Regions from separate parts of the Homo sapiens genome. Here region 1 is linked to region 2. A link is a loop called in an ENCODE intact Hi-C map of the cell type or tissue named here. Cell type or tissue: spleen. All regions are shown on one strand. Links, peaks and the distances in the headings refer to the core of each region. The heading gives the core; the rest is flanking DNA. Region 1 overlaps CYFIP1 (cytoplasmic FMR1 interacting protein 1). Region 2 overlaps NIPA1 (NIPA magnesium transporter 1).

The links. Hi-C counts contacts between places; a loop is a spot of excess contacts. Peaks named below come from ENCODE experiments on the same cell type or tissue, not always from the same donor. Only the 100,000 strongest peaks of a DNase experiment are listed, where the experiment ranks them.
Region 1: a loop joins it to region 2, with 6 times the contacts of the local background. A loop is called at or near these places in 5 of 110 quality-filtered maps.

The regions. Positions count from the first base shown.
Region 1 is chr15:22,878,078-22,890,686 of GRCh38, forward strand. It overlaps CYFIP1 (cytoplasmic FMR1 interacting protein 1), which reads right to left. Exons shown (of 31, transcript NM_014608.6): 24 at 4,791-4,934; 25 at 3,769-3,859; 26 at 1,836-1,966. Among named protein-coding and RNA genes, the nearest start is that of NIPA2, 46 kb to the left of the region's middle. RefSeq lists an enhancer at 3,590-4,789. In spleen, for the core only: a CTCF peak has its summit at 6,474 (motif pointing left); no DNase peak of the experiment used is centred there.
Region 2 is chr15:22,820,805-22,833,042 of GRCh38, forward strand. NIPA1 (NIPA magnesium transporter 1) reads left to right here. Exons shown (of 5, transcript NM_144599.5): 5 at 2,924-8,985. The coding sequence ends at 3,435. Among named protein-coding and RNA genes, the nearest start is that of NIPA2, 12 kb to the right of the region's middle. RefSeq lists an enhancer at 6,085-6,837. In spleen, for the core only: no CTCF peak of the experiment used is centred there; DNase peaks (open chromatin) are centred at 2,907, 3,077 and 7,108.

The sequences.
Region 1 (12,609 bases), core at 1,861-9,860, 59 kb after region 2:
AAGACAAGAGACTGCTTTGGGAAACAACATAGGAAAGGCCTCCCCAGGCAGCTCTGGAGACGAAGTGCCATTCCCATGCACAAGCCAATACGCTTCGCCAGGGTATGTGGTGAACCAATCCCCAAACAGGGCAGAGCAGAGAGCCCTGGGGAGGGAACATGCTGAAGAAGAAGGAGCAAGGCAGGGAACGCGGCAAGTGGGGACTCGAGAGTCATGTTAGAGCAACGATGAGCAAGACAATGTGCTATGATGTCAGAGACAGATGCCTGGACCAGCGAGATGTGGCAGAAAGCCAGGAGACAGGCCGGTGTGCCCATGAAAAGCTGGCAGATGGCAGGGGACACCACTGGTCAGCAACGGGAGGAGGAGCCCTTCAGCCACTAGAGGAGGGACAAATGGGTCTCCACAGAGAGAAAGAAGCTTCCTCTGCCTCTCACATTATACACAAAGACCAACTCCAGAAGGATTACAAACTTCCATGCAGAAGGCAAAGCTTCAAATCTTTAGATGACAATGTAAAGGAATGTCTTCATGACCCCAAGGCAGGGAAAACATCTTCAAAAAGATACTGAAAGTTCCATGTGCAGATGGTAGATTAAAAAAAAAAAAAAGTGCTAATCATTAAAAAAAAAAAGGCTACATCCAAATTAAGAGCATTTTATCAAAAATCACCACTATCAGAGTGAAAAGGTAAGCCACAAATGGGAGAAGAATTTACGATATGTGCAGCACATAAAGAGTCTACACAGAATGAGCTGTAGAAAAATAGGCAAAAGAGGCCGGGCGCAGTGGCTCACGCCTGTAATCCCAGCACTTTGGGAGACCAAGGCGGGTGGATCACAAAGTCAGGAGTTGGAGACCAGCCTGGCTAACACGGTGAAACCCCGTCTCTACTAAAAATACAAAAAATTAGCTGGGCGTGGTGGTGGGCGCCTGTAGTCCCAGCTACTTCTGAGGCGGAGGCAGGAGAATGGCGTGAACCCGGGAGGCGGAGCTTGCAGTGAGCCAACATCACGCCACTGCACTCCAGCCGGGGTGACAGAGCAAGACTCCGTCTCAAAAAAAAAAAAAAAGAAAAAGAAAATAGGCCGAAGAACTCAATGGGGCATTTCACAGGAAAAGAAACAAGAAGACGCAACGAACGAAGAGATGCCCACCTCGTTAGTCACGATGGAAGGCAGGAGAGGGCTACCTGAGATTCCATTTCCCACTGGCTTTCCCAGCCCAGGAGGTTATAAACTGAGCTGCTGTGATGTACAGGACAGAGGGACAGCCAGACAGCACCACAAAAAGGCGGCCAGTCGAAAACACGAGGCGTCCACTGTGCCACGTCCTAAGAGGGGGTGGGCTCCCGGGGGCTCCCCTTTCATGCTGGCCACTCGTGCTGTCCACCATGGGGCACGTGCAGCCATTCAGATTTAAATCAGTGATAATTCAGTAACATTTAGCACTCAGTTCCTCAGTCACACTGAGCCACACTTCAACTGCTCAGCGGCCTCAGGCATACAGAGGGCCCTCCTGCGCAGCAATGCCTTATACCTTACAGGCACACCAAATATGTTCATTTAGATGTTGAAAACATCACATAATATAACAGTTTTATGACGTTAACACAGAAAAACATTCTTGAGACAGTGAACTACAGTACATTTTTGTTTTTCAATTGAAGGGAACAAATTCAAACTAAAGTCTCAACAGCCACAAAAAAAAAAAAATGATGCACAGCTGTTGCCACACCCCCACTAAAGAACCCGCCAAAGAAAGCCCTCCCCTGGCCGGTGGGGTGGGGTGGGGTGGGCTGGGGCGGGGAGGGGCGGCGTTGGGGGGCCACTCACCAGGCTCTGCTCGATGAGCAGGCAGAAGAGGATGGCGTTCCCCACCTCCCGCAGGTTCTGGAAGCACACCGTCTTCAGCTCTGCGTACTCCACGATGTCCTTCAGCTGGTGGTGGAAGAACTCCAGGATACCTACGGTGGCGGGAGTGAGGTGGGGTTGGGGGACTGGAGGGGGCCGGGCCCTAGCAGCCTGGGTCCACAGCCAGGAGCACCTGCCGTTCTGACACCGCCATCAAGCCTGGCTATAAGGACAGCCACAACGTCCCATCCCCAGCATCTTCCCTGCAGCGGTGGTTTATTCGCCACCTGGGCACGTTCTCCACACACCATGTGACCCCGGGCCTTGGCTCTGAAGCCTCTTTTCAACTCAACCTCATATCTTTAGGGAAGGCTATGATGATAGGAAACGTCACCACATGACAAGAACAAAGACTGCACCACATCCCCAGTGGGGGCAGACAAGGTATTTGACAAAATGCAATCTCTCTTCGCAGGCATGGAAGGGGCCGCACCTAATCTGAGAAAGGGCATCTAGGAAGCCTGCAGCTAACTAACAGCACGCCCAACGGGAGGCCGCACACCAGGCCAGCTCCAGAGCAAGGCAGGCGTCTCAACGGCATCCCGGACAGCGGAATAAGGCACAAAAAGACGCAAGGTGCAAATATGGGACAGAAGGCCAACGTTTCCCAGCCAATCTACAGCTTCAACTCCAGCCCAGACAGAAACCGGCAGCTGACCGCACAATGAACGTGGCATCAGGAGGGGCCTAAACTACCCTGGGAAGAGCAAAGCGGGAGGCTCAGCAGACCTTAAACCCTTGTCCCAGCAGGTCTTGCCCGAGTGCCCCTTCCCCAAGGACCAGCGGCCCGACACGGCCCCTCTGCTCCTCCCAGCTCTCAGCACCGCTGCAGGGACTCAGCCCCACTTGGCGGGGGTGGGGGCGGGGACGCTCATGCACCTGTGTCATTCCCAGCAAGCTTTCCCTGTACCACACTGGGAAATGGCTCCCTCCTCAACATCTGAAATTTCCATCTCTAGTCACGACATAAGCATTGGTTTTAATCATCCCAGCATTCCTCCTCTACTTTCTGACAATAAACTGAAAACAGATTCTCTTGAGCCAGGGCCGTGCTGATGGCTACTTCCCCATGGTGGCTGAGGGGGACACCTTATCGTCTCCTCAAACACCAGCAACAGCCCTGGGGAGTTGCCAAAAAGCAAAAAGTCCTGAGCCACGTGTTCAAGAGCTCAGCCACGCTGACTGACTGCCCATCAGGACAGTGCCTCGTCGGTCACCCACGTGCAGGCTCAAGTCGCTTTACAACACAAGGCTAGTGTTCAACTGTCCAGCTTTCAAGAAAACTCGGCCAGGTAAGAGACTAAAAGCAGTTTTGTTACGTGACAAAGGTCCCTGTCATACAATTTTATGAGACAATGCTTTCTGAGATCACTAAAGCTATTTATTTGCATTGCCCCAAACCAACCCACAGCAAGTCACGTGGGCCTGTCCCTAAGAGCACACCTGCCTGAGGGCCCTGCAGCTGGACCTGCAGATGGATGGGACGGCCTGGGGGCAGGGGCAGGCCTTGCACCATCTCGGTGGGCCTGTCTCTGAGCCTCAAGTCCCTATAGGCCCAGCAGGGCAGCAGGACCCAGCAGTCGGCTCTCTCGCCTCATTGGGTGGCAATTCTTTCGTAGGGGTGCCCGAGAGCGTGGTGTTCAGGGGTCTCTTGTCTCAACTCTTGCAGGCTGACCTCTGCTTCCTCGCCTGCAGACAGTGACCCCAACACACCTCTTCCTGGTTGTAAGGTGCATTTGTCTGTCTACTGCCTCTTCCCACATGGCAAATCTAATCCTTCTCAAGAATTTCTGACTTGAATTCCTTTCTGACCTCTCCACAGACAGCACTGTGAGCTCCACACGCCCGCACTCACCAGGAGAGCCGTACTCGTGCCGGGGCAGGCGGCAGATCTTGGGCATCACCTCCATCAGCGTCTTCACGTACTGCAGGATTGTGCCTTGCAGCTGCCGGGGAGATGAGACGGGCTGCGTCAGCCACCCCACTCCGCTCTGCTAACGCCTGTGGCCGGCGCATACCCTGAAACAAGTCTGTTAGCAAAGAGCTCGGTAACCAGCAAGGCTGCAGGATCGTCTGGCTGGGGAATAAAATCCACCCCGGGAGAGAGAGCAACCATCACCAGGTGGCTTCCCATGACTGAATTCATGTTCTGAAACTGGACTCCTCTTTCAAGATGAAAGTGGTCCCGGGGTGCCACAATGAGGGGAGAGCTTTGTCGCCAGGTGTCTCCTATGGGGATGCACCCCAGCATCGTGAGCACTGCCAGCTCCAGGGTCCCCCAGGACGCTGTCTGTGCTCCTGGGTGCGGCCCCAGGCTCAGCTGTGGTGAGGTCAGCAATCCTAACACCCTCCAAGCTGCCACATGTTTTGGGACAGAGTCCCCAGCGGGTCCTGGAAGGACCTGTTTGGGTCACGGGCTGATGGCTGTGCCAAGTGACCAAACTCTTACATGGTCTCAAGTCACAGAAGATTAAAATAATAAAAAGGATGAAAAATTATAAAAAGTAAGTTATGTCTAGAAAACTAAATCCAGGCTGGCCAAGGTGGCTCACGCCTGTAACCCCAGCACTTTGGGAGGCCAAGATGGGCAGATCTCTGGAGCCCAGGAGTTCAAGGACAGCCTGAGCAACATAGCAAGACCCCCTCTCTACACATACAAATAAAAACTCTGCGTATCAGTTAAAATAACCTGGACCCATTCTCTTGAGTTTGAAAAGATGAGGGAAGTATCAAACTATATATGGTCAGAAATGTTTGAAGCCTAATTGAACGAATCCAGCTGTTGGAGAATCACAGTCCAGGCAGAGAAGACCCTCTGGCATGGGTGCCCCAGGGAATCCAGGCTGTGTGAAAGAAGCATGTCCAGGGAACACTCACCAGGCTCTTGACGACCTTCAGCAGCTCCTCCATGACCACGGCGATACCCTGGTAGCCGAGAAGCCGGCAGATGACTTGAAAGTGTGGAGGTCCCACGAAGTTCCGGTAGCTGCCGTAAATGCTGGAGTAGGCCAAGTTCAAAGCCTGGAAAACAGGGCACAGAGCTCTCAGCATGGTCCCCGCACACATGTGCAGATGAAGAACTGTGTGAGAAGATCACTCAACACACACAGGCTCAGGTGAGCGGGTCTGAGTCTACTGACTTGTAAAATCTACTGCCCTTAACTGGTACAGTTACAAAACCTACTTAGCCTGCCACCAAAAAGAAACCTGCTAAAATAGAAAAGAAAAGAAAACCATTTGGTGTTTCAACATTTGTTGAATAGCCGACTCGCTAGAAGCCATTTTGAAGTCTAGAATGAGAAATGAATACGACCCAGAGTTTCCCCCTGCCTCCCAGTCTCCCAGCAGGATGCCCAAGGTCGGACCCTGAAGGGGCCGGGGGAGCTGCCTTCTCAGGATGCACAGGGCACCCCCGGAGCCGGGAGAGAGACCCCTGTGGAGTGGGAAGGCGAGGAAGGTAGTTAGGGTGTGTATTAGTCCGTTTTCACACTGCTATAGAGAAATACCCAAGACTGCATAATTTATTTTAAAAAAAAGCAGGTTTAGGCCAGGCGCGGCGACTCACACCTGTAATCCCAGCCCTTTGGGAGGCCGAGGTGGGCAGATCACAAGGTCAGGAGATGGAGACCATCCTGGCTAACACGGTGAAACCCCGTCTCTACTAAATATACAAAAAATTAGCCGGGCGTGGTGGCAGGTGCCTGTAGTCCCAGCTACTCGGGAGGCTGAGGCAGGAGAATGGCATGAACCTGGGATGTGGAGCTTGCAGTGAGCCGAGATCGCGCCACTGCACTCCAGCCCGGGTGACAGAACGAGACTTCATCTCAAAAAAAAAAAAAAAAAAAAAGGCAGGTTTAACTGACTCACAGTTCCACATGGCTGGGGAGGCCTCAGAAAACTTACAGTTATGCAGAAGGTAAAGGGGAAGCAAGCACCTTCTTCACAAGAAGGCAGGAAAGATAAGAGAGAACAAAAGGCGAAGCCCCTTATAAAACCATCAGATCTCGTGAGAACTCACTCACTATCACAAGAACAGCATGTGGAAAACTGCCCCCATGAACCAGTCAACTCCCACCAGCTCCCACCCTTGACATGTGGGCATAATGGGGATTACAAGTGGAGATGAGATTTGGGTGGGGGACACAGCCAAACCTTATCATTCTGCCCCTGGCCCCTCCCAAATCTCAATCATGCTTTCCCAACAGTGCCCCAAAGTCTTAACTCATTCCAGCATTAATTCAAAAGTCCAAGTCCAAAGTCTCATCTGAGACAAGTCAAGTCCCTTCCACCTATGAGCCTATATAATAAAAAACAAGTTAGTTACTTCCTAGATACAATAGGGGTACAGGCATTGGATAAATGCTCCCATTGCAAATGGGAGAGACTGGCCAAAACAAAGGGGCTCCAGGCCCCATGGAAGCCCAAAGTCCAGTGGGGCAGTCATTAAATCTTAAAGCTTTAAAATAATCTCCTTTGACTCCGTGTCTCTCATCCAGGTCACACTGATGTAAGATGTGGGCTCCCACAGTCTTGGGCAGCTCCACCCTGTGGCTTTGCAGGGTACAGTCCCCCTCCTGGCTGTTTTCACAGGCTGGCATTGAGTGTCTGTGGCTTTTCCAGGTACACAGTACAAGCTGACTGGGGTCTGGAGGAGGGTGGCCCTCTTTTTACAGCTCCACTAGGCAGTATTCCAGTGGGGACTCTGTGTGTGGGGCTCCAACCCCCCATTTCCCTTCCTCACTGCCCTAGCAGAGGTTCTCCATGATGGCTCCACCCCCACAGCAAACCTCTGCATGGACATTCAGGCATTTCCACATGTCCTTTGAAATCTAGGTGGTCCAACACCACGCGGAAGCCACCAAGGCTTGGGGCTTGCACCCTCTGAAGCAACAGCCTGAGCTGTATGTTGGCCCCTTTTAGCGACCAGGAAGCAGGGATGCAGGGCACCAAGTCCTGAAGCTGCACGGGGATGGGGGGTGGGGTGGGGAGGTGGGGGAGGGGGAACCATAGGGGCAGGGCAGGCCCTGGGCCCAGCCAAGAAAACCATTTTTCCCTCCTAGGCCTCTGGGTTTATGATGGGAGGGGCTGCCTCGTACATGTCCTGGAGACATTTTCCCCATTGTCTTGGTGATTGACATTCAAAATTTCTGCAGCCAGCTTGAATTCCTCTCCAGAAAATGGGTTTTTCTTTTCCATCACATCCTCAGGCTGCAAATTTTCCAAACTTTTATACTCTGCTTCCCTTTTAAACAAACTCCAATTTCAGATCTCTCTCAAGTTCAATGTACCACGTATCTCTAGGGCGGGGCAAAATGCTGCTAGTCTCTTGGCTAAAGTGTAGTAAAAGTGACCTTTGCTCCAGTTCCCAACAAGCTCCTCAATTCCATCTGAGACCACCTTAGTTAGCCTGCACTTTATTGTCCATAGCACCATCAGCATTTTGGTCAAAACCATTCAACAGGCAGGGCGTGGTGGCTCACGCCTGTAATCCTAGCACGTTGGGAGGCCGAGGTGGGTGGATCACAAGGTCAGGAGTTTGAGAACAGCCTGGCCAACACGGTGAAACTCTGTCTCTACTAAAAATACAAAAAAATTAACTGGGCATGGTGGTGGGCACCTGTAATCCCAGCTACTTGGGAGGCTGAGGCAGGAGAATTATTTGAACCTGGGAGGCGGAGGTTGCAGTGAGCTGAGATTGCGCCATTGCACTCCAGCCTGGGCAACAGGGTGAGACTCCATTTCAAAAAACAAACAAACAAACAAAAAACATTCAACAAGTCTCTAGAGAGTTCCAAACTTTCCCACATCTTCCCGCCTTCTTTGGAGCCCTCCGAACTGTTCCAACCTCTGCCTGTTACCCAGTTCCAAAGTCACTTCCACATTTTCAGGTATCTTTATAGCAGTACTCCACTCTACCAGTACCAATTTACTGTATTAGTCCATTTTCACCCTGCTAAAAATAAATACCTGAGACTGGATAATTTATAAAGGAAAGAGGTTTAACTGACTCATAGTTCCACATGGCTGGGGAGGCCTCAGAAAACTTCAATCATGGCGGAAGGTGAAGGGGGAGCAGGCACCTTCTTCACAAGGTGGCAGGAATGAGAAGAGAGAGCAAGGGGGAAGAACCCCTTATAAAACCATCAGATCTCGTGAGAACTCACTATCATGAGAACATCGTCACCCCCATGATCCAATCACCTCCCACCAGGTCCCTCCCTTGACTCATGGGGGTTATGAGGATTACAATTTCAGATGAGATTTGGGTGTGGACATAGAGCCAAAACATATCAAGGTGGTTCCTGCAGAAGGACACCCCTCAGCTTGTCTAAGGACACGGGTGCAGATAGCAGGAGACCCCTACTGTGAGTATTCAGTGCTATAAATTTCCCTCTCAGCACTTTAGCTGTATACCAAATAAATCAAATAAATAAATCGAATAATCAAATCAAATAAATCACTTCTTTAGCTGTATATATCAAATCTTGATATATTTACATTTCATTCAATTCAATGTATTTTTAAATTTCTCTTGAGATTTCCTCTTCAACCCAAGGATTATTTAAAAGTGTGCTAATTTCCGAGCATATAGAGATTTTCTGGTTATCTTTTTATTATTGGTTTCTGGTTTGAGTTCATTGTAGTTGGAGAACACTCTCCATAGGATTTCAGTTCTTTAAATTTTGTTGAGGTGAGTTTTATGGCCCAGCGTATGGTCTATCTTGGTGAATGTTTCATGGGAATCTGAAAAACGTATATATTCTGCTGTTGTGGGGTAGAGGAACCTACACACGTCAGTTAGATCCTGTTGGTCGATGGTGGTGTTCAGTTCTTTTCTACTGTTGCTGATTTTGTGTCTACTTGTTCTGTCAATTACTAAAATGAGAGTTGAAGTCCCCAACTGTAACTGTGGGATTGTTCACTTCTCCTTTACTTCTATTAGTCTTTCCTTCAAGTACAGAAGCCTTGTTGTTTGACGCATAAACATCTAGCATTGCTATGTTTTCTTCGTGGTGGTTTGACTTATTATTATGTAATCTCCCTGGCAATATTCTTTGCTCTGAAGTTGATTTTATCTTATATTAATACAGCCACTCCTGCTTTCTTCAGCCTCCGCCTGATCTGTCTGCTTCCATTACTGATCCTGCTTTGTACCCCTTTGCTGGAATAAACTGCAGCTGTAAGACTCTGAGTTATGTGAGTCCTTCTAGTGAATTATCAGATGTGTAGAGGGTCATGAGACCCCCCAAAACAAAGAGCCAAAACTGATTACAGTGACGAGATTAGACAACACTGAAGGACAGAAACCCCACCCAGTGTCTGTCCCAGGCCCAAGCCCTGCGGCCCGCTGCAACCTTGAAGAAACCATCTACACATCTTCGCCCACACCCCCTCCTCCCAGCCTCTCCTCAGAGCAGCACCCTGGGCTTTATGTGCTGGGATTCTGTGTAATATTTTTGGTTGATAACAGGTTCAATGTTTGAAAAGAAGAACACGAAAGTCATCAGTGAAATCTAATGACCTCATGTTACAAGTGAGAGAATTCATTCTCAGACCCGCCCTGACTGGCTCAGGATGACAGCTGTCAGAGGAGGCATCACTCAATGAACACATGGTCCCAGGCCTCTGGCCCCCTGCCCAGTGTCCGGTTTCCCAGTAGACTAAGCTCACCCCAAAGATGACACATCCGAGAGACAACACAGCTAGGGTAACAAACAGCAGATGTGACTTAACTACTCAGGGGAGTGGGAGGAGGCACTACTTCTGGGGAAGGGCACCGTCACAAACACTGTGCTGTAAAAGACTTAAGCTCAGAAGAGGAAGCACTCTGGATGTCCAGTCACACAGCTCAGTTCAAGACAGACTCTGCTGCCCGTGCCTGATACAGTCTCCAGCCTTGTTCGACAAGCAGAGAAGGTGGGTCACAGCACACAGAGCCGGCTCTGGACTCGCCAGTCGTGCAACTTGGGTGCTCTAACTTTCACGACACTCTGAGCCTTCATCTGTGAAATGGGGACAATCTTACTTATGAGATAAAGAATACTAGTTAATGTGCTCAAAAGGGTGTCTTACTGAGAAGCAGGCATGCTGTAAGTGGTGACATGACCAAGAACGAAAAAGATAACATTGCATAAATGGGTCCCTCATCTAAGTTTATTTTATTCCTGCAAGATACCAGCCCTAGTTCACTATTCATAAAAAAAGCACTAATCTGTTTTTTGAGTGGATTCCTGTGTATTCCATAATCACACAGATATACACTGTGACTCATACTGCAGCAGAAGCAAGTGCACGTGGCATATGTGAGTGCTTGTGAGTACAAGGGCTGTCTGCTGTGAGCACATGACTCAGCTCAGACATCATCTCTTTTAGTATCCAGCCTCTTCTTGAGTGGGTGGTGGTCAACATCAGTGTCACTTGTATATGTCTAAATAATCTAATAGAAAATTACTGGTTTAGGACTAGGCACGGTGGCTCACGGCTACATCCCAGCACTTTGGGAGGCCCAGGCAGGAGATCTGATTGAGCTCAGGAGTTCGCGACCAGCCTGTGCAACATGGTGAAATCCCATCTCTACAAAAAACACAAAAATTAGCCAGATGTGGTGGTGCATGCCTGTAGTCCCAGCCACTTGGGAGGCTGAGGCAGGAGGATTGCTTGAGCCTGGGAGGCGGAGGTTTCAGTGAACTGTGATTGCGCCACTGCAATCCAGCAATGGGTGACAAAGCAAAAACCCTGTCTCAAAAAAAAAAAAAATTACTGGTTTATGGCCAGGCACAGTGGCTCACGCCTTTATCCCAGCACTTTGGGAGGCTGAAGCAGGTGGATCATTTGAGGTCAGGAGTTCGAGACCAGCCTGGCTAACATGGTGAAACCCTGTCTCGACTAAAAATACAAAAATTGGCCAGGCGTGGTGGCACACTCCTGTAATCCCAGCTACTCGGGAGGCTGAGGCACACGAATCACTGGAATCACAATAATCACTGGAGGTTGCAGTGAGGCAAGATCACACCACTGTACTCCAGCCTAGGGGACAGACTCTGTCTCAAAAAAAAAAAACACACAAAAAAAACAAAAAACAAAAAGAAAAACCATGTACTAGCTTAGGTTTTAACAAAAACGACACAAACAGTTTCTGAAACGGAGGCAGAAATCTCTTACAGTGAGGTTCAAGTTCAGTTGCAAATAGTTGAATTTAAAAAAAAATCAAATTCACATCATCAAATCTTTCTTTCTCTCCAAAAGAGCATCAGCTTTGCAAATGCCTCCAAGTGCCCATTCCCTGGAGCCATCCCTGAGGTGGTGCCCATGCACACAGGGCAGCAGGGTGCTCTGGCAGTGTAGGGGCTGACTCAAGGCAAATGTGCACCCCGCACCACCACCCTGGAACAGCGCGCTCATGTTGGCATCTTAATGGAAGCAACAGTGCCTCCCTGCACTCCTGGGAGAAAATCCTGGAGAATAAAAACGTGTGTCAAGAGCCTTTAACACCACAAAGGGCACACAGACACACTGGGCAGCAAAGATGTCACCACAGTGCTATCCTGGGATCTCAAAAACCAACCCCACGAGGCCCCTTCCAGGACTCGATCCATCAGAACCGCAGGTGCACGGCCCCACGCAGTCGGGTCGCCTGCCTACCCCCCGCCTGCCTCCCTCGCTTCCACAGCCATCCTCTCCAGATGGGGGTGACAGAGGAGCCTCTCTGCCCAGTGCCCTCTGCGCACAAATGCCTCTCTATCAGGGAGTGACAAAAACCTACTTTATTGTTATGCCTAAAACAGGGATTAAAAATTTCAAAGTCAAGAGAAGCCCAGAGCAAATCTTTTAGTTCACAGAGACCCAAGAAATTATTCTCACTCGCCAAACTTTCTAGTCCTATCTTCTAAAATAACATTTCCTTCAGTTCTAAAGGTAAAACACTACATTTTACTTTCAGAAGCAGAAGCCTCAGAACACTTACTCTAATCCTTTAAAGAAACATCCTTTTGAGTATAACTAATTATTGCATAAAAGTCAGCTTCAACTGGGCACCACCATTGGCTCATGCCTGTAATTCCAACACTTCGGGAGGCCAAGGTGGGCGGATCATTTGAGGTCAGGAGTTCAAAACCAACCTGGCCAACATGGTGAAACCCCATCTCTACTAAAAAAAAAAAAAATACAAAAAATTGTCCGGGCATGGTGGCAGGCGCCTTTAATCCCAGCTATTTGGGAGGCTGAGGCAGGAGAATTGTTTGAACCCAGGAGGTGGAGGTTGCAGTAAGCCGAGATTGTGCCCTGCACTCCATCCTAGGTGATAGAGGAGACTCCATCTCAAAAAAAAAAAAAAAAAGAAAAGTCAACTTCAATCCTTGCTAGAAAGAACATGGGAGTATCACATGGAGCAGAATGGAGGTGAATTCTTAACCACTCACAGGGCTTCGGGAAGTGAGGGGGAGCCCCGTAACAGCTGTGGCGCACCCCTGCCCAGGCGTGCACCCCACCCTGCCCCACAGAGGAGAGGCCCGGTCACTGCATTCTTGGCGCCTGGGTACCTGTCTGGATGCCCTCCTGGGGCACCAACACAGCCACATGAAGCCCAGAATCACACGAACTGTGTGTCCACTCACAGTTCCACAGCCATTAGGAGTTGCTAAGAACAGAGACAGGGTGGAGGGGCACAGCGGAGGCCGCACCTGCCAACAGCCTCGAG
Region 2 (12,238 bases), core at 1-8,000:
CCACCCGCCCCTCCCCACATACCTTTCCTGGTGTACCCTGCCCACTCTATCTCCACCTCAGCACTTCACTCCCTCCAGCGTGAAGCTCTGTGAGAACAAAGACCTGGCATCTCTTAAGTTTAGATTCCTCATATAGCCCTGTTTATATATCTTTTGACATAATTTCTTTTCTTTTCTTTTTTTTTTTTTTGGAGACGGAGTCTCGCTCTGTCACCCAGGCTGGAGTGCAGTGGCGCGATCTCAGCTCACTGCGAGCTCCGCCATTCTTCTGCCTCAGCCTCCTGAGTAGCCGGGGACTACAGGCGCCTGCCACCATGCCCGGCTAATTTTTTTTGTATTTTTAGTAGAGATGGGATTTCATCATGTTAGCCAGGATGGTCTTGATCTCCTGACCTCGTGATCCGCCCACCTCGCCCTTCCAAAGTGCTGGGATTACAGGCGTGAGCCACCATGCCCGTCCTTTTTTTATTTTGATAAATACACTAAAAACTACTATCTACGTGATTACAACAGACTTAAAGTATAGATTTCACTTTAAGTAGACCACCCTGTGTTGCTTACCAACAAGTTTAGGCAGGTTCCAGCACAAAACTGCCTCCACATCAGTTTGCTGGTTTACATGTCCACACTCGCTGGTTTGCATGTCCATACTCGCTGGTTTGCATGTCCACACTCCCTGGTTTTCATATCCACACTCGCTGGTTTTCTCGTCCACACTCACTGGTTTTGTCCACACTCGGTGGTCTGCATGTCCACACTCGCTGGTTTTCTTGTCCACACTCACTGGTTTTCTTGTCCACACTGGCTGGTTTGCATGTCCACACCCTGGTTTGCATGTCCACACCCTGGTTTGCAAGTCCACACTCGCTGGTTTGCATGTTAACACCTAGTTTGCATGTCCACACTCACTGGTTTTCTTGTCCACACTCGCTGGTTTTCTTGTCCACACTCTCTGGTTTGCATGTCCACACTTGCTGGTTTGCATAGCCAGCAGTTCCCAGCCCTCTCAGGTCCATTTGTGATGTTGGAATGGATTTCATGGAAAACACAACCTCCTTATACACACAAGTTCAAACCATCAATTTAATGCCCTAACTGTAATATAAAGGAGAAATACCAGGACAATACTTTAAAACAAAACATCCCTTTCAATATGTAAATGCTCAGGTCCCACTATAAGAGAAGACCTATTGAAGCTGGCCGACCCCACACCTTGTGAGGAGTGGTTGAGAATCTGGTAGCTGCAGATATAGACTGACGTGGGGGTGTAATGTTATTGACTGGGACACTTGAGGTCTTGCTATCAACAAAATGATCCTCAGATGGAGCATAACTCTTAATGAAGTTTTGATCAAAGAACAATCCTCCCTCAATTTACATGGAAGTGACATGTCTGAAGAATTCAGCATATATTAAATCCATGCAAAAATTACTTTGTTTCATACATAAAATAGTTTCTAGGCTCTGATTATTATAGGCATATTTTTCAGTTACAAGTCCGAGGAGACATTCAGCAGTTGTGACGAGAATGGGATGATTTTTGATGGGGGTGGGGGTTGCTGTCTGCACATGCCTCTGCCCACTGGATGCAGCCCCCAATCATTGCAAAACCCACAAACACCCCCACAGCTTAAAGTCCTCCCTCCTGTCCCCTGCCTTACCCCTGCCCCCTGGATTCCCAGGTGCTTTTTTGAAACCTCGGAGCATCTCCATTCACTTGTATTGTTAAGAGAATGTTTCTAGGCCGGGCACAGTGGCTCACGCCTGTAATCCCAACACTTTGGGAGGCCGAGGACGGCGGATCACCTAAGGTCAGGAGTTCGAGACCAGCCTGGCCAACATGGCGAAACCCCGTCTCTGCTAAAAATATAATAGCCAGGCGTGGTGGCGGGTGCTTATGTATTCCCAGCTACTCAGGAGGCTGAAGCAGGAGAATCGCTTGAACCTGGGAGGTGGAGGTTGCAGTGAGCAGAGATCGTGCTATTGCAATCCAGCCTGGGCAACAAAGAGCAAAACTCCATCTCAAAAAAACAAAACAAACAACAAGAAAAAAAGAGAATGGTTCCAATAGAGGACCATGTAAACATTTAGGAGCTGTAAATGGTTTTTTTTTTTTTTTTTTTTTTTTTTTTGAGACGGACTCTTGCTCTGTCGCCCAGGCTGGAGTGCAGTGGTGTGATCTCGGCTCACTGCAACCTCTGCCTCCCGGGTTCAAGCGATTCTCCTGCCTCAGCCTCCTGAGTAGCTGGGATTACTGGTGCATGCCACCACGCCTAGCTAATTTTTTGTATTTTTAGTGGAGAACAGGGTTTCACCAAGTTAGCCAGGATGGTATTGATCTCCTGATCGGCCCACCTCGGCCTCCCAAAGTGCTGGGATTACAGGTGTGAGCCATTGTGCCCTTCTGTAAATTTTTTTTTTTTTTTCTGAGATGGAGTCTTGCTCTGTCACCCAGGCTGGAGTACAGTGGTTTGATCTCGGCTCACTGCAACCTCCACCCCCTAGGTTCAAGTGATTCTCCTGCCTCAGCCTCCCAAGTAGCTGGGATTACAGGCGCGCTGTAATTTTTGTACTTTTAGTAGAGACGGGGTTTCACCATCTTGGCCAGGCTGGTCTTGAACTCCTGACCTCATGATCCACCTGCCTTGGCCCCCCAAAGTGCTGGGATTACAGGCATGAGCCACCGCGTCTGGCTAACCCGGCTGTAAATGTTTTAACAGTGAAAATGATGGGAATACTTTTGTGGAATGAAATCAGTGGGTCTGGTAAATTCAAGCCAGAGCCCACATGCTCCCCAGGGCTGTGCCGCAGTAGAGGCCGGTGGCGGGTGGCGGGTGGGGGCCCGGGTGCTGCCCCAGTCCACCTCCTGGGTTGCGGCTGCTAGGCGGTGGCTCCGGGTGACTGTGTGCTGTCTGTGTTCCAGTGTTTGTGGGCTACCTGTGCATCGTGCTGCTCATGCTGCTGCTGCTCATCTTCTGGATCGCGCCGGCCCATGGGCCCACCAACATCATGGTCTACATCAGCATCTGCTCCTTGCTGGGCAGTTTCACCGTGCCTTCCACCAAGGGCATCGGGCTGGCGGCCCAAGACATCTTGCATAACAACCCGTCCAGTCAGAGAGCCCTCTGCCTGTGCCTGGTACTCCTGGCCGTGCTCGGCTGCAGCATCATCGTCCAGTTCAGGTACATCAACAAGGCGCTGGAGTGCTTCGACTCCTCGGTGTTCGGGGCCATCTACTACGTCGTGTTTACCACGCTGGTCCTGCTGGCCTCAGCCATCCTCTTCCGGGAGTGGAGCAACGTGGGCCTGGTGGACTTCTTGGGGATGGCCTGTGGATTCACGACCGTCTCCGTGGGGATTGTCCTTATACAGGTGTTCAAAGAGTTCAATTTCAACCTTGGGGAGATGAACAAATCTAATATGAAAACAGACTAGATTGCAATAGGAGCTTGGATGGTTCGAGGAATAGGCATTGGAGGTGGTTTCTGGCCGTGATTGGATGTGAAGTAGAAGAGGTCCTCGATCATGGTGTTAGAATTGACTGGATAGTAACAGGTGGTCTGGTGGATAGCGGGGAGCATGGCTCAGCACCAGAGCAGAGGCCCAGCCAGCCCTCTGCAGCCCAAACGTCCCCAACGGTTGCCTGGCACCATCTCTCTCTGATGAGACGAATCTCATTTTCATTTCCATTAACCTGGAAGCTTTCATGAATATTCTCTTCTTTTAAAACATTTTAACATTATTTAAACAGAAAAAGATGGGCTCTTTCTGGTTAGTTGTTACATGATAGCAGAGATATTTTTACTTAGATTACTTTGGGAATGAGAGATTGTTGTCTTGAACTCTGGCACTGTACAGTGAATGTGTCTGTAGTTGTGTTAGTTTGCATTAAGCATGTATAACATTCAAGTATGTCATCCAAATAAGAGGCATATACATTGAATTGTTTTTAATCCTCTGACAAGTTGACTCTTCGACCCCCACCCCCACCCAAGACATTTTAATAGTAAATAGAGAGAGAGAGAAGAGTTAATGAACATGAGGTAGTGTTCCACTGGCAGGATGACTTTTCAATAGCTCAAATCAATTTCAGTGCCTTTATCACTTGAATTATTAACTTAATTTGACTCTTAATGTGTATATGTTCTTAGATTAGAATAATGCAACTTCGAGTATGCTTTAATATTTCAATATTCAAGTTACAAATGTATAAGGCAGTTAGAAATAATACAGTCACATGTCACTTAATGATAGGGAAACATTCTGAGAAATGCATTGTAAGGTGACTTTATTGTGTGAACATCATGGAGTGCACTTATACAAACCTAGATGGGACACCTATGACCCACCCAGGCCAGATGGTACAGCCTGTTGCTCCTGGGCCACACACCTGTACAGCATGTGACCGCACTGAATACCGCAGGCAATTGTAACACAGTGGTGAGTATTTGTGTTTACAAACATAGGAAAGGTACAGTAAAACTATGGTATTACAATGTTATGGGACCACCGTCATGTAAGTGGTATGTCTTTGACAGAAACATGGTTACGTGGTTCATGACTGTATATTCACTGGAAGATAGTCAAGACTAAAGACACATTAGAGCAAATTGACCCCTTTAACATGTGATTATTGTCCAATTAAAGACAGTTGATTTAAGTAGCATGAGGTATTATTTTATTTGTATTCGATCTGTGTTACCTGGGATCCAGTATCAAATATATCCACATTCTTTATCAGCAAGCATTCATGGCCATTCAGAAGAAATAAATTAGGTAACTTGATAATAAGGCTAAGTGGGAGAGTACCTGTTCAATAGCTCATATATCGAGTACCCTGTCATACAGGAACAAGTTAAAGGACACAATTGAGGTTAGGCTAGCTTCTACAAATTGCAATATGCAGTTTTTGAAAGATTTTCTAACAAAAAGCCAATAAATGTAGCCATCTCCTTGTTGTTTGCAATGGCAGAGCATCCTAGAGTTCCTCAGCTAACCTCTCATTATGTGTCTTAAATGCAAAAGAGCCATTAATTATGCCAGTATTTGAATCAAAGAGGTCATTCTCTGTCTATAGTGTTCCCATCCATGTGTTCCAAATGGGAGCATAGCATGAAGTGATGCACATATTTCACCACGGTATCATGTACTTCATGGCCAGTGTTTTATCTCAGCAGGGAACTACGCCAAGTTGAAAGATGGGGTTGGGTAAAGTAGATTAGGTGAAGTAGAACATAAAATTGAATAGTACCCAATTAAAGTTCCTCAGTAAGAAAAAAAATGTGTTTTTGTAGGCAAAAAGAACATTTCTAAAGTCTCAAGGAATAGCTTCCTAAAGTGTTGAGTAAAGAGGCTAAATAAAATGAGACTAGTTTAATATAGAGAGAAAAATACCTTTATGGAGTAAACGTGTACATGATGATCATGGGTTGTCAGTGATTTGTGAACTGAGAGCAGCAACAACATTATTTTTTAAAAATCTTAAATCCTCTCAATGGATGGTTAACAAATGCTCAAAGTCCATTACTCTTTTTATTGGCTCTTGCAGGTTTTGTGTTTTATCATCAGTGCTTTTAGAAATGCAGGCCTTAACTTACTGAACTGAACTTTCTGAAAACGTAATGTAGCAGTATCAATATACTTTTGGGCATAAAAATAGTTTCCTAGGTAAGGGGTGTGAGATATTCAAAGAATACATGTGGCTAACAAGTGTAATGAGAAAGTTCATGTGTCACATGAAAATGATCATGTTTGTGTTGCTACAGCTTTTGTGGGAAATTTAGTTTAAAGGCAGCTCTTGGTGTACCTTAGTATATTTTAATCCACAATTATACCATTGATACTGAGAGGTGATACCCGATGATCTTCTCTATAATATTCTTAGAGTAAAACAAAATCTCAAAAGTATTAATAGCTCTTCTACCCTTGAAGGTGACTGGTCCTGGGACAGTTAGAATCTTTCAGGTTTACCTCTGTTCAGCAGATACTTCAGTAGGATACATAGCTTTTCTTCCAGTGAAACAAAGTTCATATCATCCATTGTTTTTCAAGCACGTGACACCAGCCTCAAAGTAAATGACATGACCAGTGGTTGAACAGTCTAATTTTCAAATTTAATATAGAGCATATAACTTCTGATTTGATAGTATTTATTTTAAAAAATTATGTTTTCATCATTCATTTGAAAATGAAAAAGCCCCAAAGTGAGAACTTTGGGGGAGGGCCTAGAACATGGATAGATCTCTTAGTGGTCTTTCCAAAAGTACATGTACTTGAAATATTTTCATTATCATACTATTCTTTGAAAAAAAAGATGCTTACTGTATACTTGTTTTCAAGCATCCTCTAAAATCAAAGGTTTTGATCACAATATGCAGATTTCTCTTGATAGATACTTAAATAGGCTATTTCTCTCCTCTTCTTGGGCAATGCCTTGTTTTCTCCTCTGAATATTTGCATTTGAAAGGATTGCTTCCTGTTCTGCTCATTGATCAAAGGTAGGGCCAATTAAGGATTCTAACCCTAACCCAGCACCACAAAGCCCCCCTGGAGCATCTTCCCGGCTGGCAGGACCATGCCATCTCTGTGGAGAAGGTGCTGGGGAGGGAAGTCCTTCCAGTGCCACATGGAGTGAGGCCCTGCCCATGCTGGGGACTTTGGGGAGGAATTTGGTATTCTGGTGGCCTTGCTCAGCTCTCATTGAGATCTTTTCCTATCAGAATGTTAGTGAATATACTTCGCAGCTCTTTGTTCAGCAATAAGGAATATTCTTTCAATTCCTGCTCTTCAAGCCAATTTACTACACCCAGTTGTCTTTCCAGAAGTTCATCCCAGCGGTAATATGTTGGTGTTTGTTCTTCTTTGGATTTCACATCTGTTTTCTGGTAGAAGTGAGCACTGTTCACTTGTGCAGTCGTCTTATTTTCCTTCTTCCTAGATGACTCAGCTCTTTGTAAATGTTGTGCTCAACTTCTAGGGGCCAGTTCTAGACTTTGGAGATGCAGTGTCTCCCAGGTGTGCACGGACACCTGGTCCGTGGAAACAGGTGTGATGGGCACAGGCTGCTGCCCTTCTGTCTGGTCGGGGGATTCCTCTTCTTCAAGCTGCTCAGCTAACCCAGAAGAGGGGAGAGAGTACTCCGGTGGTTCCCAGAGCCCCTCCCGTTGTGCCGCTTCGACCTGACACCTGCTCGATGCTGACTTAGGCTTCCTGCCACCAAGCAGGAAACTAGAAAGAGAACATTTCAGTGTAAGGTCTGTTCCCGACAGCATGGATTAGCTTCCGTGTTCTGAAGTTGTTCTTTTCATGGTGTCTGACACCGAGGGCGTTGTTCGTCCATCAGGCGGGATTGGATGGAGTCTTGGTGTTTTGCCTTCTCAGGGACCAAAAATGTATCATTGACTCCTTAACAGTGACCTTCCTCCCAAGGACATATCCGTGTTCATTTTTCATAGGTTTTACTCATATTCATAGGTAGATTCTGTTAATGTGAGTTGGAAAGAAAAGACCAATTTGTACACCAGTCACACCACAAGACAGTTTATCATATAAAATACCTCAATTTTTTGTATTCCTCATTTCCACCTCACAATTGTACTGGTGATGAATTTTAAGGGTCTGTCCTTTAGCTTATAGGTGATGTTTCACATCTGGCCAGATTCTTATACCTCCATTGTATACTTGAAAAGGTTCAGAATTACAGGAACAGCAGTGAGAATTTGGCCCACTACCACGACTCATTTGTTTCATTCACATTCCTCACGTGCAACAACATAATTATATTTTAAGAAAATGTAACTTTGTTACATCAAAATATGTTGTCTAGTAAAAAGTTGATATTCAGTAGAACAAGGATCATGTAAATAAACATCTATTTCACATGTACCCAAAAGCATTTAAAAAGCAGAATCCAGGGCCCAGAGCATGAGCCAGGGAGGAGGATGTTTTTCTTCTTTTCTCTATTTTTCCCTAAATTGTGCAAACATAGGTGAGTCTCTTAACCTTTCTGTGCCTCAGTTTTTCTACCTCTAAAGGGGTGGGATGGTTCTTCAAATTGTTTCTAAAACACCGGCACTTTCAGCAGTGTTCTGGTGGCCTGAGATGAGAGCACCGTGTTCAGAAGTGCCTGGGAGTGGCACAGTGGAAACTCCGCTTGCACGGACCATGGAGTCTGCTCAGGACCATGCTGTAGGACACACAGCCTCATGCGCTGAGAAAGCAAAGGAAGTGCTGGGTGTAAAGTTTGCATGATTCCATGAAGCTTTAGTTTTCCTTTTTTTGTTTTAAAAGAAAGGGTTTTATATGTTCTATTGTAAAATATGGAAATTAAACAGGGACTTCAGAAAGCCGCACAGAAAGATCACCTTCCGATGGTGTGATGTGCTCCTGACATTCGGCCGAGGTCTGTATTCTGAAAAAGATTTAATGGCCTGTGAAACACGTGGATTCTGTTGCACTGGATTTGTAATAAATGACGCTGAACTTCCTGCTTCCAAGCAGCTCAACCCTGATGCTGAACTGACACCAGGCGAATGTCAGGGCTCCCAAACCACTAGTGCCAAAGGGTCATGTTGAAAAGTTCAGAATATTTATTTGTCAGAATATAATAATTGCCCCCCACCTTAGTATTTTTGCACTTTACAGAAATTTAGATACTGTTTTTCAGTGGCTTGAGCGTTTTGCCTTTTCAAAGGATAACTATTATTTTCTTGAAAATGGAATATAATCATGAGAGGAAGAAGATGTAAAAAATGTCAAATGTTGATTGGTTGTGTAAAAGTTTTGTCATAGACATGTATTGGGGAGCTTCCAATTAGCATACATAGACACATGTGTCAGTGGCCAAGACCTGCTTATATTTTGCTTTATAGATGTAGTCATAGCATGTTGTTATTGCCTCATGTAAATAAAAAGGCTATTAAGTTTTCCAGTAATATTTATTAATCTGTATGTGTTTTAAAATAAAATAACTTATTTCTAGCTGAACATTTGTTGATTTTTTTTTTTCCCTTTACTTGAAATGCTTATGTAGTCTCAGGTTCCAGATCATCCCAGTTCCTCCCATTTTTCCTATTCTCTTTTTAGAAATGAGTAGCCTAGGCTGGGTGCAGTGGCTCATGCCTGTAATCGCAGCACTTTAGGGGGCTGAGGCGGGTGGGACACTTGAGGCCAGGAGTTTGAGACCAGCCTGGTCAACATGGTAAAACCCCATCTCTACTAAAAAATAACAAAAATTAGACAGGCATGGTGGTGCACATCTGTAGTCCCAGGTACTCAGCAGGCTGAAGCAGGAGAATCACTTGAACTTGGGAGGCAGAGGTTGCAGTGACCGAGATCACAGCACTGCACTCCAGCCTGGACAACAGAGCGAGACTCCATCTCAAAAAAAAAAAAGACAGAAATGACTAGCCTCTAGATCTCTATAACAATGTAGAAAATGTCTACCTGTGGGCCAGGTGTGGTGGCTCACACCTGTAATCCCAGTGCTTTGGGAGGCTGAGGCGGGCGGATCACCTGAGGTCGGGAGTTTGAGAGTAGCCTGACCAACATGGAGAAACCCTGTCTCTGCTAAAAATACAAAATTAGCCAGAGGTGGTGGTGCATGCCTGTAATCCCAGCTACTCAGGAGGCCGAGGCAGGAGAATCACTTGAACCTGAGAGGCAGAGGTTGCAGTGAGCCGAGATCACACCATTGCACTCCAGCCTGGGCAACAAGAGCAAAACTCCGTCTCAAAAACAAAACAAAACAAAACAAAAAAGGCCAGGTGCGGTGGCTCACGCCTATAATCCCAGCACTTCAGGAGGCCAAGGCAGGCAGATCACGAGGTCAGGAGTTCGAGACCAGCCTGGCCAACATGGTGAAACCCCGTCTCTACTAAAAATACAAAAATTAGTTGTGCGTGGTGGTGTGTGCCTGTAATCCCAGCTACTCCAGAGGCTGAGGCAGGAGAATCACTTAAACCCGGGAGGTGGAGGTTGCAGGGAGCCGAGATCGTGCCACTGCACTCTAGCCTGGACGACAAGAGCGAAACTCCGTCTTGGAAAAAAAAAGAAAAAGAAAAAGAAACCGTCTACCTGTGCATCTACCTTAGGGAGCAAATCCATGATGTATGCAGAAATTCCCTGTCCTGCGACTGTCTCTTGATCCAATGAAGTGATAGTATTAAATAAAACCAGCTCTATTTTAATATGTTAGTACCTTTGACATGTTTTTGAGTTGTATAACATATCATTTTACATTTTTAGCCCATAGAAAATGAGACAATTATAACGCATTTTCATACTTCAAGCATCATTAGAAATCTTGTTGCTGATCTTCTTTAGTGTCCTATAATTTTCTTTGTTTTGGTTTTTTTTTTTTTTTTTGAGAGACAGGGTCTCACTCTCTTACAGTCATAGCTCACTGCAGCCTCAAACTGCTGGGCTCAAGCGACCCTCCTGCGTCAGCCTCCCCGGTAGCTAGGACTACAGGCCTGTGCCTCCACACCTGGGTAATTTTTTAATTTTTTTGTAGAGACAGGGTCTAGTTATGTTGCTCAGACTGGTGTCCTATAAGTTATTTTATCAAATGAGAAAAAATGAGTAAGATTTTTTTCTTAGTCTCTATCCCAAAAGATTTAATTATTCACATTTTGATCAAAGTATACTTATACAGAAAACAAGAACAAACATTTTATGAAATCACCAAATGCATCTATGGATAACTCCAGATAGGTTTTTGGGGCTGTGAAGTGTATTAATGCCAAATTCTGCTGTCATTGAACAAAAGCTTGCATTGGTTGGTTACTACTATAGAGTAGTTTGTGCTGGCTGCTAGCCAAGCCTTCCCTGCAAGGGACTTGTTCTAGAATTTCTGTGTTGCTTAGTTACATCCATCCCATCCATCTGATGACCCTTCGTTTTGACATTGTCAGCATGTTTGTTGTAGTATTAGTCACACTTACTTGTTCACCATTAGTTTGAATCTCACATGATAGTTTTAAAAAGGTTTTTAGTTGGAGAGGTGAGACACAGACAAGAAACAGATATAAAAGATCTAGGTACCTCTGCAGCCAGGCACAGTGGCTCACGCCTGTAATCCCAGCACTTTCGGAGGCCAAGGCCGGTGGATTACCTGAGGTCAGGGGTTTGAGACCAGCCTGACCAACATGGAGAAACCCCCGTCTCTACTAAAAATACATAATTAGCTGAGCGTGGTGGTGCACGCCTGTAATCCCAGCTATTCGGGAGGCTGAGGCAGGAGAATTGCTTGAACCCGGGAGGCAGAGGTTGCGGTGAGCTGAGATCACGCCACTGCACTCCAGCCTGGGCAGCAAGAGCGAAACTCCGTCTAAAAAAAAAAAGATCTAGGTACCTCTCTATTACCAGTCCAAAGAGGACAGGATTCATTCCAGCCGAGCACATGAGAAAGAGGTGTGGAACTGGATGGTGGCAAGCAGGACAGCGGTGGTGGTGACCAAGTAAACATAATGAGTGTGAAAATCACTGAGATGATGGACCAGAGGGTGGAGAGAAGGTCAGACCAGGTTGCTCATCTATAACACTGAATCTGTTTTATTTTTGACAAAGACATTGGGGGGATCCCAGCATCTTCTCCTTCCCTTAATTTGGCATACTTATTGTGTTAGTTTTTTATTACGGCTCTTCACAAGTTACATACCTTGTAGCTTAAAACAACACACGCGTATCATCTTACAATTCTGGAGGTTAGAAGTTCCACACAAGCTTTGCTGGGCTAAAATCAAGGTGCAGACAGGATTACTTCCCTCTGGAGGCTCCTGGGAAGAGTCTCATCCCTGCTCTTTTGGTTTCTAGAGGCCGCCTTTGTATCTTGCCTCGTGGCTCCTTCCTCCATCTTTGAAGCCAGCAATGTCATCTCTCTCGCCACTCATCCATCATCATAGCTTACTCTCTGACTCTGACACTCCTGTCACCCTCTTGGAAGGACCTTCATGACTGCTTTGGGCCCACATGGACAATCCAGGGTCAGCTCCCTCTCTCAAGATCCTTAGTTGCCTCTGCAGAGCCCCTTTTGCCATGGAAGGTGGCACAGTCACAGGTTACAAGGTGAGGACGTGGATATCTTTGGGCTTTCTGCTTACCACATCCACTTACCATTTTACCAAGTGAGGCAGTTCACAAAAGCCAACTCCTGGCTTTTAATCACTATCCCACTGTTCTACCTCAATTCACCTTGAGTTATTCCTATATTTTTCAGAAAGTTTCTCCCTGCTCACCC